4 separate regions of the Homo sapiens genome follow, and all the other regions are linked to region 4. Evidence: chromatin contacts called from ENCODE Hi-C or POLR2A ChIA-PET data. All regions are on one chromosome and are shown on one strand. The core of a region is the stretch at or near the end of the contact, and the rest is flanking DNA. Distances in the headings are between cores, read along the strand shown.

Region 1 (2,700 bases), core at 114-2,613, 2.6 Mb after region 4:
AAAATTTGCCCATATTTCCACCACCCACAGATAATTATCATTAATCTTGGAGTGTGCTTTAATTAATAGACTATTTTTAGAGCAGTTTTAGGTTTAGAAAACAGGAATGGAAAGTACACGGAGTTCTGATGTACTCCCTCACGCCCCTCCCTCCACACACAGCTGCTTGTACTGACATCTTACATTCGAGTGGCACATGTGTTATGATTGATGGGCCCATGTTGTTACATTAAGATGAACTAAGTCCATTACTTACAGGAGGCTCACGCCGCATGCTGTTCATTCTGTGAGTTTTGAGAAATGCATAATGACATGAAGCCACCATTATAATGTCATACAGAGTTTTTTCAATATTTTAAAAAACATACATAAAATTAATTTTCACTTTTCATTGGGTAATATAATTTTTGTTTTTTATTTTACAGATTGTGGGTATTGTTCTTTGATTATAAAAGACAATAGACATTTATAAATAATAGTGCTGGCCACTAAATGAATCATCTAAAAAACTACACTGGTAGAAAGCATGCATTTATTTTATGAATTCCATTAGCTGCCTATCAGGGAACATGGAGCACTGGGGCACAGATCCCAGCACAGAAGGGTTTGCTTCTCTTCTGTGGTTTTCATGTCAATTAATGATTAGGCCTTGAGCCTCACAAGAAAGGTGATAGGCCTTTGAGTCGGTTTACTGCAACAGTCTACTCAAGACTTGCCCCAGGCCCTGGGAAACATGTAGGTTTAAAAATCCCTACCCTGCGTTTTCCTTTCACAGGGAGTGAACTTCTGGCCCAGGCAGTGGGCAGTGGGGCACGGTTGCCCCGGAGATGAGACTCCTCTTCCCGCCCTGGGGGGTGGGGGCTGGCTGGTGGCTGAGGGAACTATTTTTGTTTGTTTCTTTTTTTAAAAAACGGAGTCTGGCTGTGTCCTCCAGGTTGGAGTGCAGTGGCGCGATCTCGGCACACTGCAACCTCCGCCTCTCGGGTTCAAGTGATTCTCCTGCCTTAGCCTCCTGAGTAGCTGGGATCACAGGCGCCTGTCACCACGCCCGGTTAATTTTTATTTTTATTAGAGACGGGGTTTCACCATGTTGGCCAAGCTGCTCTCAAATTCCTGACCTCAGGTGATCCGCCCACCTCGGCCTCCAAAAGTGCTAGGATTACAGGCAAGAGCCACTGCGCCTGGCCGGGGAACTGTTTTTGATGGGTGGGGTCCCCGGCTGTGGTTGGTAGTGTGGGGGCGTGGCCGAGGGTGTGGCCTGAGGGAGTGAGCTAACCGGGGGCGTGGCCTGATATGGGGCGGGGGGAAGAGCCGGGCTGGGGGCGTGGCCTGGTGGGGAGCGGGGCTGGGGCGTGGCTTGGCTGAGTGTGCTGCCGCGGCGCGGGAGGAGAGTGTGCGTTGCGCTTTCTCCCGCGATCGCCCTGCCGGTCGCTAGCTCCGAGGGCGCGCACTGGATCCCAGGCTCCTCCGAGAGTGCGGCGACCTCGGGGCTCCGCCGGCACCGGAGGTGGCTCTGAGGGCAGGGACGTGTTGGACACGCTGACTTTGTAGGCTCCGCCAAGAGGCGCCGCAGGAGGTAAGACGGCTTCGGGCGCGCGGCTCTGCCGGGCGGGCGCGGGCATGGGCTGTTAGGTAGAATATCGGGAGGATTTGAGTCCCAGTGGACTGCCTCGGGGCTTCGGGATGTCCAGCTCCCAGCTGCTTGGCCTCTGCTTCCCCCGCCGGTGGAGGCTACCGGGTGCTCACCTGTTAGGTCCGTGCGCCCGCTCCCTGCCCGGCGGTGGCTCTGCGCCCTCTGGGCCACCCGGCACCATCGCTTTTGGGAGGACATGCACGTGGTGTTCTCGCAAAAGGCCGTTTCCAGCCGGAAGCCTGCAGGGAGGTCGCCTTGTAACTTCACCCGCGCTCCCAGCTCGCGGGGCCTGGCCTACAGGGGCGGCCGTGGGGGTGGCAGAGTCTGGGGAGCCTGGCGCGGCGGAGCCCTGTAACGCTCTGCTCCATCGGGTGGCGTGGCTGGTGCCTCCGGGGACCCGGAGCGATGCGGTTGGAGAGCTTAGTTTAGAAAGCAAGTTTCTCTTGGTACCAGCGGAGTCTCGTCCCAGGGGAAAGATTTTGGGACCCGGTGCCCATCGTCTGTGGACTGCAGGGAATGCATTGGCGGAGTTGGTTTGGTCCCATTCTGTGCAGGAGGTGGGGGAATTGGTACTCCAGCCCCAGGCAGGTAGAAGCCCGCGCTGCTGCCAGCGTCAGGGGGAGCTCGGGTGACTTGGGCTGGGCCACCCATCTGACTGCAAGGTTACAGAGCTTGAGCAAATTTCCCCTCCCTCCAAGTGCAGGAAAACCAAACCAAAGCAAGCAAACAAAACCCTGTGGGTCATTTGCTTCCCAGCATTGCATAGGGATGTGGATAAATAGAATAATACTGTGAATTTATTCAGCTCTTGTTCCCATGGCTTCCCATAGCCTTATATTATGCACCTCCCCCTGCCAGCATTTTCTCTGTCCCCACCTTCGGTTTTTGCTGCCTCGTGTTTTCTTCTCTGTGAACCTTTCCTGGTCACCCAGCGATTTGCTCTCCTTTATTCCCCTTGCTAACAGGCGGAGAAATCTCACTCCTTTTCTTTTTCCACCTTTCCCAACAAATTCTCCTTTTTTCCTAATGTCCCCCTCCCCCGTCTTGCAAACTTCCTCACTGCATTA
Region 2 (2,700 bases), core at 190-2,689, 2.4 Mb after region 4:
TTTTAGTCAACACTTAGTATGTACCAATCCTTGTTTTCATCACCAGGAGCGCAAAATTGACAACGCTCCTTGAGGCATTTGATCTAATTGGATGGCATTAGATGGCTCATGTCTAAGTGATTTCGAGTGCCCTCTCCTCTCCTTGGGCCTTTGGCAATGTCTGTAGGTGTTTTTGATTGTTATAAATAGGGGTTAAGGAACAAATGTGCTCCTGGCATCTGGTAGGTGGAGTCCAGGAATGCTGCCAAACATTCTGCTGTGCACAGAACAACCCCCTAGCAAAGAACGATCTGACTCCAAATGTCCATAGTGCTGAGATGGAGAAACACCGCCTAGAAGGAATGATGAACACAGAAACAGATGAGTCTGAAACAAGGGGATAAATACAGTAAAAAATTGATAGTCTATTACTAGAGTACCATTAGTACTGTTAGTGGCTCTTCTATTAGTAGAAAGCTTGTTTTTGAAGATGTATTCCTTCCTGTATAGTTCCATAGCTACATTAAAACATTTTTATCGTGGAAGATTTTAAGCATGCAAAAAATAAAAGAGTTAAACTCATTTTCCACCTTCAGCCATTACCAACTTCATCAATTTTGTTTCATATGTACTCACCCCCTCCCACTTTGACAGGTTATTCTAAAACAAACTTGCACATCATATACTTTAATTTGCAACCACTTCAAGTGTATACCTCAAAGAGATAAGACATTCTTTTCAAAAATACAACTCTTTATTTTTAATCACAGCAAAAACATTCCTTAATGCATGGATACATTCTTTACATGACAAAACAAGAACAAAAACAAAAGACCCCATGGGTTTTTTGGTTTGATGTTATTAAGACATCTGTCCCATCTCCCTCCCTGTATCTTTATCTTGAGTTGAGCAGGAGAGGTATTGAAATCTTTCTTCTTTTATGTATCTTGTTGATTGGTGGCATATCTATCAGAGTACTCCATGCTGACCGACGCTACCTGGGCAGTGATTTAACCTGCAAACTTTGCCGATTTCTGTATGTTAGGGGTTTGGACCGGTGCTTGTTTTAGTGTGCCTGGCACAGGATTTTTGTCTGACTTGGCCCCAGCCTGCGCACTGACTGCCCATCCCGCACCCCATGACCAAGTTTTCCCTGGATACATGATTTTTTTTAACTGGCAGGCCCCCAAGTGATACTTTTCTCTGTCTTTGTACCAGTTGATTCTAACAACAGACTTTTTCTCTGGAGACTGACATCCCTCACAGAATGGTGGCAACTACCCTAATGGCTTTTAAAGGGTCAACCCTTGCCTACCATTTTAGAAAGCAAATTTTGTTCTTGAAAGATGTTCAGAAACAAATGGGGGAAAAAGCAAGCAGTAAACAAATGTATAAGAATATGCTAACAACTCAGAACAAAACTGAAACCAAAAGTTCATTTACCAGGATCAGAAACACAAACAAAGACTTTTTATCTATTCTGGCAAGTCATTTCTAGTAAAAAGACAGTTTGCGTGACTTGCCAGAATACATAAAAAGTCTTTTATAGTCCCAGAAGGGATACGAGAGCCTTTACTACAGTGACTTAACCCACTCAGGTCCTAAATAAGCTCAACAGACAGCTGCTATCAAAGGAAGGAAGCCTGACCTGAGAGATGTACCTGGGTAGAAAAAAGGCAATCCGCGGAAGTACAGCTCAATTGTGTGTACCTCGTCTTGTCCCAAAGGTTGCCGATCTGTTTTAAAGGTACCCTTGTTTCATCCCACTTCTGACCACAGAGTATGTCAACCTAAAAAAAAAGACACTTAAGAATCTTACTTCCAGATATGTTGAATTTATTCAGGAGTGGAAAAAGTGGTTTATCAGAGATTCACAGAGTGGCAACCCACAAGTGCCATCTGCTGAAAGGTAAAGGGACGCTTTTTTTTAGCAGGAAGAGAGAGGTTCATGTAACCTACTTAGGAACAGAGTTTATTGGTTCCAAAGGCATGAAGTCAGAGTTGTCATCAGTTTATCGGCGGAGATGCTGTTACTGGGGCAAGTATTCCTTAGAGTATTTTATTGGAATTATTACAGCCCTAAAGAGTGTCTAGTAATGCACTTTTTTTTTAGTTAAATGAGATATATTATTACAATTAATTTTACCTACTTTCTATTTTTCTTTTTTTTTTTTTTGAGATGGAGTCTTGCTCTGTCACCCAGGCTGGAGTGCAATGACACAATCTCGGCTCACTGCAACCTCCACCTCCTGGGTTCAAGCAGTTCTCCTGCCTCAGCCTCCCAAGTAGCTGGGACTATTGGCGTGTGCCATCAAGCCTGGCTAACTTTTTTGTATTTTTAATAGAGACGGGGTTTCACTGTGTTAGCCAGGATGGTCTCGAACTCCTGACTTTGTGATCCACCGGCCTCGGCCTCCCAAAGTGCTGGGATTACAGGAGTGAACCACCATGCCCGGCCTTTTTAAAATTATTATTATACTTTAAGTTATTGGATACATGTGCAGAATGTGCAGGTACCATGGTGGTTTGCTGCACTCATCAACCTGTCATCTACATTAGGTATTTCTCCTAATGCTATCCTTCCCCTAGACCCCCACCCTGCGACAGGCCCCAGTGTGTGATGTTCCCCTCCCTGTGTCCACATGTCCTCATTGTTCAACTCCCACTTATGAGTGAGAACATGTGTTTGATTTTCTGTTCCATGTGTGTTTGTTGAGAATG
Region 3 (2,834 bases), core at 136-2,635, 2.9 Mb after region 4:
TGGTTATTCTCTAAGGCAAATCTGCACAGTCACTCCAGCCTGTCCCCCTTCCCAGCTTCTTCCCCAAATAACATTCACAGAGTGTCTTCCACCCAAAGACAGCAGGGAACAGCCCCGATTCCTAAGAAACCCTCAGCGCGCCTCCTCACAAACTCTTGGCTGCTCCATAAACCATTGGTGTAGGTGGAATCAAGTGGCTTCCTGCTTCACAGGTCTTCGTCTTTACCACTGGCATTTCCTCCTCTCGGAAAACCCTGAGGAGTCCCTTTCTGGGCAGTCTTGATTCTACAGCCTCCGCCTTCCGAAGTGTGTGAGTCAGCACACGCTAAGATCACTTTTGATATACAGTGGGCATTCAATAAAAGCTTGCTTACTAAAAACTCTCACGTATCCATTAAAGCCCAGGATTACAGAAAAGCCTTCTGACACTATTTGCATTTTGGACTCAAATGGCATCAGTAATGCACCTCCCTAATGGGTTTATTAAACCCTTAAACAACAAAGGTACTACTTTTATTTCACTCCTACATGATATACAGTAGCTCTACGCACACAAACAAGACCTAATGTTTACTTAATAAATGATAAAGTCAGATGTAATGAGTCTGCAACACGCACATCTCAGAGCGAACTTCCCCTTTATCATAGCACTATGCTTGGATATTGTCATATAATTGTTGTCATCCAGCAGTCCAGAATTGAAAGTGCTTGGGCTTGAATATTTAGCAGCGCCTTAGTTTTCTAGAACCTGTGATCTACCAACTCGATCCCTGGGTGAACCATTCGGCCCTCCTAGCAGGAATTACTTAACTGAGTTAGAGGTTTTCAACTTTGGACCTCAACAAACACATTGTTTCTATCACGGTGTTCCCAATGACTCACGAGGTCAGATAGTACTTCCTGATTACTCACCAAACCACCTTACTTTTTGCACAATTCGAAACCTAACTTTAGGAAAGAAGGCCGTTTGGCATACTGGAAACAAGAAACAACGCGTGCTACTGCGAACCGCACCGCACGGGGTGCGGAGACTTGGTGTGACTGTCGGCTCCGGTGGGCGCCCCCCACCGCACCCGGTTTCTCGTCACCAGGGCTGCGCCGCGGGGCAGAGCGGAACGACCGCAATATCCCTCCCCGAGGGCGCTGGCTGCACTAGCTAGTCCACTCCCGAGCCTAGCAGCGCCGTCAGGCCCACAGCGCCAACGCCGCGCAGGGCAAGGGTGCAGCCACTGGCGGGAAAGTAGTACGCGGGCCACTTCCTGGCTAGGACTACAGGGACCTTTGCAGCCCCCCACCCCGCAGCGCCCACGCACCTGCCTAGAGGATCCAGCTAGCTCCGGACGCTCCCCGATTCCGCGCTCCTTGCTCGCGGTACTTCCGTAATCTAGGCTCTCCCTGCCCCCGGGGCTGGGCGGGCGCCACTGCGCCGGAACCCCGCCCCGCACCAGGCGGGCGCAGCGTCCCAAGCAGGGACGATAGCCGGAACGCGCCCGGAATCGGGTCCGCCAGGTGGGGAGCGGGTCCCCGGCCTCTGGCGGGGTTTCTCTTCCAAGATCAGCCGGAGGGTTCAGGGCTTTCAGTTTCATATTTCAGGAGGGATTTTGTCAATGAGGATTAATACAAAGCTCGGCTTTGAGAGAGGTGGGTGGATGGTGCTGTCCTTTAACTGAGAAATGGAAGGGATTCACAAGGCCGGGAAAGAAGAAAATTTCGGGAAAGTTCGTGGAAACAGGAGAGTGAGATAATAAATTTACTTTAAGCCTTCCTGCGTTTGAAATTCGTGACAGTGTAACTAGTTGGAAATATATTTATCTGCCATTCAAGAGAGGCAGGGGGCTGGAGATACAGATCTGAGATTCACTGAAATGGGAATAAAGCAATGGGGAAGATTCAGATTTTTAGGATACTGAATAAAATGAGAATAGAAAGGATAGAGTAGAGAATACAGTGGAAAGGGTATGGGGTTGAATCCTGACTCCACAATTTATTACCAAGGGGGCTGGGGACAAGGTAATTTACCAAGTTTCATCATTACAACCTACTCTATAGGGTTGTCTAAGAAACAACAAGAGATTCTGGGGGAGGAGAGAGACTGATTCCTAGAGTTACCACATCGTAATGCTCAAAATGTCCAATCTTCAACAAAAAATTATGAGGCATGCAAAAAAAAAGGCGAAAAAATGGCCAATTCAAAGGAAAAAAGAAATGAACAGAAATTGTCCCTGAGCTGAGGAAGCACAGACATAGGAATTATTAGACAAATACTTCAAATAAACTGTCTTAAACATGGACAAAAAGTGAAAGGAAACATAGAAAAATAACTGAAAGAAACAACCAGGAGAACAAAGTCTCAATAAATAGAGAATATGCAATAGAAGATGTGCAAATGGTCAACAAGCATGAAAAAAAGCCCAGCATAACTAATTATCAGAAAAGTGCAAATTAAAACTGCAATGAGATACCATCTTACACCAGTCAGAATGGTTATTATTAAAAAGTCAAGGAACAACAGATGCTGGCAAGGCTTTATTGAAAAGGAAATGCTTATACACTGTCAGTGGGAATGTAAATTAGTTGAACCACTGTGGAAACCAGTTTGAAGATTTCTCAAAGTGCTGAAAACAGAACTGCTATTCAACCCAGCTATCCCATTACTGGGTACATATTCAAAACAAGAGAACTCATTCTACCAAAAAGACACATGCACTAGTATGTTCGTCACAGCACGCTTCACAATAGGAAAGACATGGAATGAACTTAGGTGCTCATCGACAATGGACTGGATAAAGAAAATGTGGTACATTTGCACCATGGAATACTACGAAGCCATAAAA
Region 4 (2,789 bases), core at 39-2,538:
CTAAGTCTACAAAAATTTTAAAGCACTACTCATTCAAATTTTCAAATGCGTTACAACATCATTTATCCTGAAATAGGGAACTTGAATCTTTTTTTTTTTTTTTTGAGACGGAGTTTCGCTCTTGTAGCTCAGGCTGGAGTGCAATGGCTCGATCTTGGCTCACTGCAACCTCCGCCTCCCGGATTCAAGCGGTTCTCCTACTTCAGCCTCCCGCCACCACACCCAGCTAATTGTTTATATTTTTTAGTAGAGACCGGGGGGGCGGGGCTGGGGTGGGGAGCGGCTTCACCATGTTGGCCAGGCTGGTCTCGAACTCCTGACCTCAGGAGATCCACCCGCCTCGGCCTCCCAAAGCCCTGGGATTAAAGGCGTGTGCCACCGCGCCCGGCGGACTCTTGTCTTTAATAGATGGAGGTTTTAGGAGCAATTTTTGCTTAGAACTTATGGTCCACTAAGATATTAAGGTTTATAATCATGCAATAATGTTCCTTAAAGTTGATAATAAAATCTGGAAATCAACTGGTTAATTTTTGTGGCTGACACATTCGTGACTTAAAAAAGCAATCGACAGAACTTCATCATGCTATACAAAGAAAAGATCGTAAAACTTAGTTGCAAAGCTTAACAAAGGTATATCCCACAGGGGTAACTGGACGCAAACCACCTGCGGATGTGAATGCCACTTCACTGACCAGAGAGGTAGCAAGAGGCGAGGCGCAGTGAGATTCTGAATTAGGAGCCTCGAATTAAGACACGCCCACACTCATCACCACTAAATTAGTGCGGCCAGTTTTGTGGGCCGTGGTGTTCAGCGTCCGCGGGGTTCTCCCAAGGGAGGCAGAATCTCCGGTCACCAGCCTCGAAGGCCCTCGGGGACTCAGGCCGGGGGCCGGTCCAGGAAGGAGCGAGTCCCACCAGTCGCAGGGCGCTCCGATCCGCAGCGGCACCTCCACCCACGGCTCCGGGAGAGCCGCCCAGAGCCAAACCACTCCCCGCCTAAGGGCGTCAGGGGAGGGAGGAGCTTGACTGGGGCTAGCAGAAGGAGTTAGTCCTGTACCTGTGCGGAGACTGTAAAACTGCCATCCCGCGCCGCAACACTGACGCGGCTGTGGTGCCAGGCCGCTCCTGCTCCTGCCAGGGCCGCGCCGGCCACTGCCGCTGCCAAGGGGCCGGGACTCCGCACAGCCTGTCGGCTGACAGCGAGCCCCCGTCGCAGTTTTCCGCCCCAGGCCGCCACCCGCGCGCAGCTACCCGCAGCCGCCGCCATCTTTGCGGAAGCGCAGCTAGGCGGCGCTTCTCTCCCGGCGCCGCCGCCTACCGCTTGGGAACTCTCGCGACATCCGACAGGCTTCCGCCCCGCCTACCGGGCCTGCGCCGTGGGTGCGGTTGCTGAGGCGACGCTCGCAGCCGCAAGAGGTGGCCTTCGGTTCCGGGGCTGCCTTCTAAGGCTGTGGGGATGGGATGACAGGAAGAGTATCAAGACAGTATAATATGACTTCCTAGTCCAAAACAAGATAGTGCCCTCGGTTGTGTGGGCAGGTTTCTCCTTTTCATTTTTTCACCTTGTAAAACTGTGAAACGTTTTTTGAAATAGTCTCTTCTGCATCTGTGTTGTTCATGTCTTCCTATGCTTATAGTCTTGACTGTTCTTTCATTTCTGCTAAAACAACTCTCAGACAAGGCATTCTGTTTATTTCAGTCCCTCACTATTTGCTTATAATGAATTTAAATTCAGTTTCAACAAAAGGTTTGATAGTAGCTCTTATCCTACCTAGAACTAAAAGTCAGAGACAGCAGCACACCAGCCCCATGTCTCTATCATCAGGGACCCAGAGGTTTTCCCCAGTGCAGATTTAGAACGATACCTCCAGTCCTGGCTGTTGCATTGGTGATAAGTGATGTAGCTGAGGCAGACTACTTGGTTTTATTTAACAGCCTCCAATCCTCCATTCTTTGGTCTTCACTTTTCCTGAGTAACTCTTTTTAATAAACTCTTTGTTCAGCCTCTGAAATGTCCCCAGCTATTAGAAGCTTTAGTTGGGCATGCAGTAACGGAGCCAACATCAAAGGGGCCAAGACTCCTAATCACATAATCACTGCTGTCTTGAAGTTTTGCACAAAACAAAACTTCAAGAAACAAAAACAAAAACCTGTCACACGAAATCTAATTTGATCATTCAGTGGAAGTTCCGTGGATCCCTTTGTTATTATCTGCCCTTAATCCTTGCTCCCTTTCTCTTAGCCCGCTTGTCTAAATTAATCTGCAGTCAGAGGTTCCTCACTTTTCCGTCAGCTTCTGGACTTACTTTTCAGTGTGCCTTCCCAGGTAGGAAGTAGAGAGATGAGCCTCACTTCACCGACTTGTGAGCCAGACCTCAAGGTTTGAATCTTAGCTCTACCAGGATGATCACTGTGGTTTGGGGCAAATTATTTAATCTCTCTGAGTCTCCATTTTCTCATTTGTAAATAACTCACGATTTGGTAGATGATCACTGCTATTTGGGGTAAGGTATTTAATCTCTTTGAGTCTCAATTTTTTCATCTGTGAACAACCCTCTTACAGTTTGGGGTGGGGAAGCTAAATGAGATATTTTATATAAAGTGACTAGCCAAATGCCTGGCACATGGTAGGCTCATGACAGATGTGCGTTTACTGTGGTCAAGGTTTGGTTTACTTCTGCCCTGTGAACACAAATGAGCTTGACTGAATGTCCATGATTCCAGATCACTAGCCCATCTTAACCTGAGATTTTCCTGCTTTTTTGTATCTAGCCTGACTTTGTCAACCT

What was found. A loop is a pair of places that touch in the nucleus more often than their neighbours do. ChIA-PET counts read pairs that join two places held with the same protein, here RNA polymerase II (POLR2A). Pooled maps may share reads with other maps.
Region 1: a map of CD8-positive, alpha-beta T cell shows a loop between it and region 4 (32-fold over the local background). The contact joins the promoter of SPATA13 here to the promoter of MICU2 in region 4. A Hi-C loop is called at or near these places in 3 of 168 maps with a recorded cell type or tissue (CD8-positive, alpha-beta T cell and naive thymus-derived CD4-positive, alpha-beta T cell) and 9 of 50 pooled maps. POLR2A ChIA-PET finds 5 or more read pairs at or near these places in 2 of 52 experiments (OCI-LY7 and activated B cell).
Region 2: a pooled map shows a loop between it and region 4 (4-fold over the local background). The contact joins the enhancer-like site here to the promoter of MICU2 in region 4. A Hi-C loop is called at or near these places in 1 of 168 maps with a recorded cell type or tissue (CD4-positive, alpha-beta T cell) and 5 of 50 pooled maps. POLR2A ChIA-PET finds 5 or more read pairs at or near these places in 1 of 52 experiments (HCT116).
Region 3: a loop to region 4 is called in a pooled map, with 17 times the contacts of the local background. The contact joins the promoter of PARP4 here to the promoter of MICU2 in region 4. A Hi-C loop is called at or near these places in 11 of 50 pooled maps.

Annotation. Positions count from the first base shown.
Region 1 is chr13:24,159,357-24,162,056 of GRCh38, forward strand. SPATA13 (spermatogenesis associated 13) reads left to right here and starts at 1,364. Exons shown (of 13, transcript NM_001166271.3): 1 at 1,364-1,576. RefSeq lists a silencer at 1,255-1,314.
Region 2 is chr13:23,965,317-23,968,016 of GRCh38, forward strand. The region is part of intron 4 of LOC105370115 (a long non-coding RNA gene); the gene reads left to right. Among named protein-coding and RNA genes, the nearest start is that of C1QTNF9B, 69 kb to the left of the region's middle. Within about 2 kb of position 1,440, at least 5 of the 41 ENCODE cell types and tissues checked have a DNase peak (open chromatin) inside an H3K27ac peak, as active enhancers do; they include CD4-positive, alpha-beta T cell, where a contact is called at or near this core.
Region 3 is chr13:24,511,393-24,514,226 of GRCh38, forward strand. It overlaps PARP4 (poly(ADP-ribose) polymerase family member 4), which reads right to left and starts at 1,386. Exons shown (of 34, transcript NM_006437.4): 1 at 1,314-1,386. The region is part of intron 1 of LOC105370117 (a long non-coding RNA gene); the gene reads left to right. RefSeq lists a silencer at 1,384-1,543.
Region 4 is chr13:21,602,882-21,605,670 of GRCh38, forward strand. It overlaps MICU2 (mitochondrial calcium uptake 2), which reads right to left and starts at 1,289. Exons shown (of 12, transcript NM_152726.3): 1 at 1,058-1,289. The coding sequence starts at 1,267. RefSeq lists enhancers at 383-1,002, 1,003-1,621, 1,403-1,472 and a silencer at 1,023-1,232.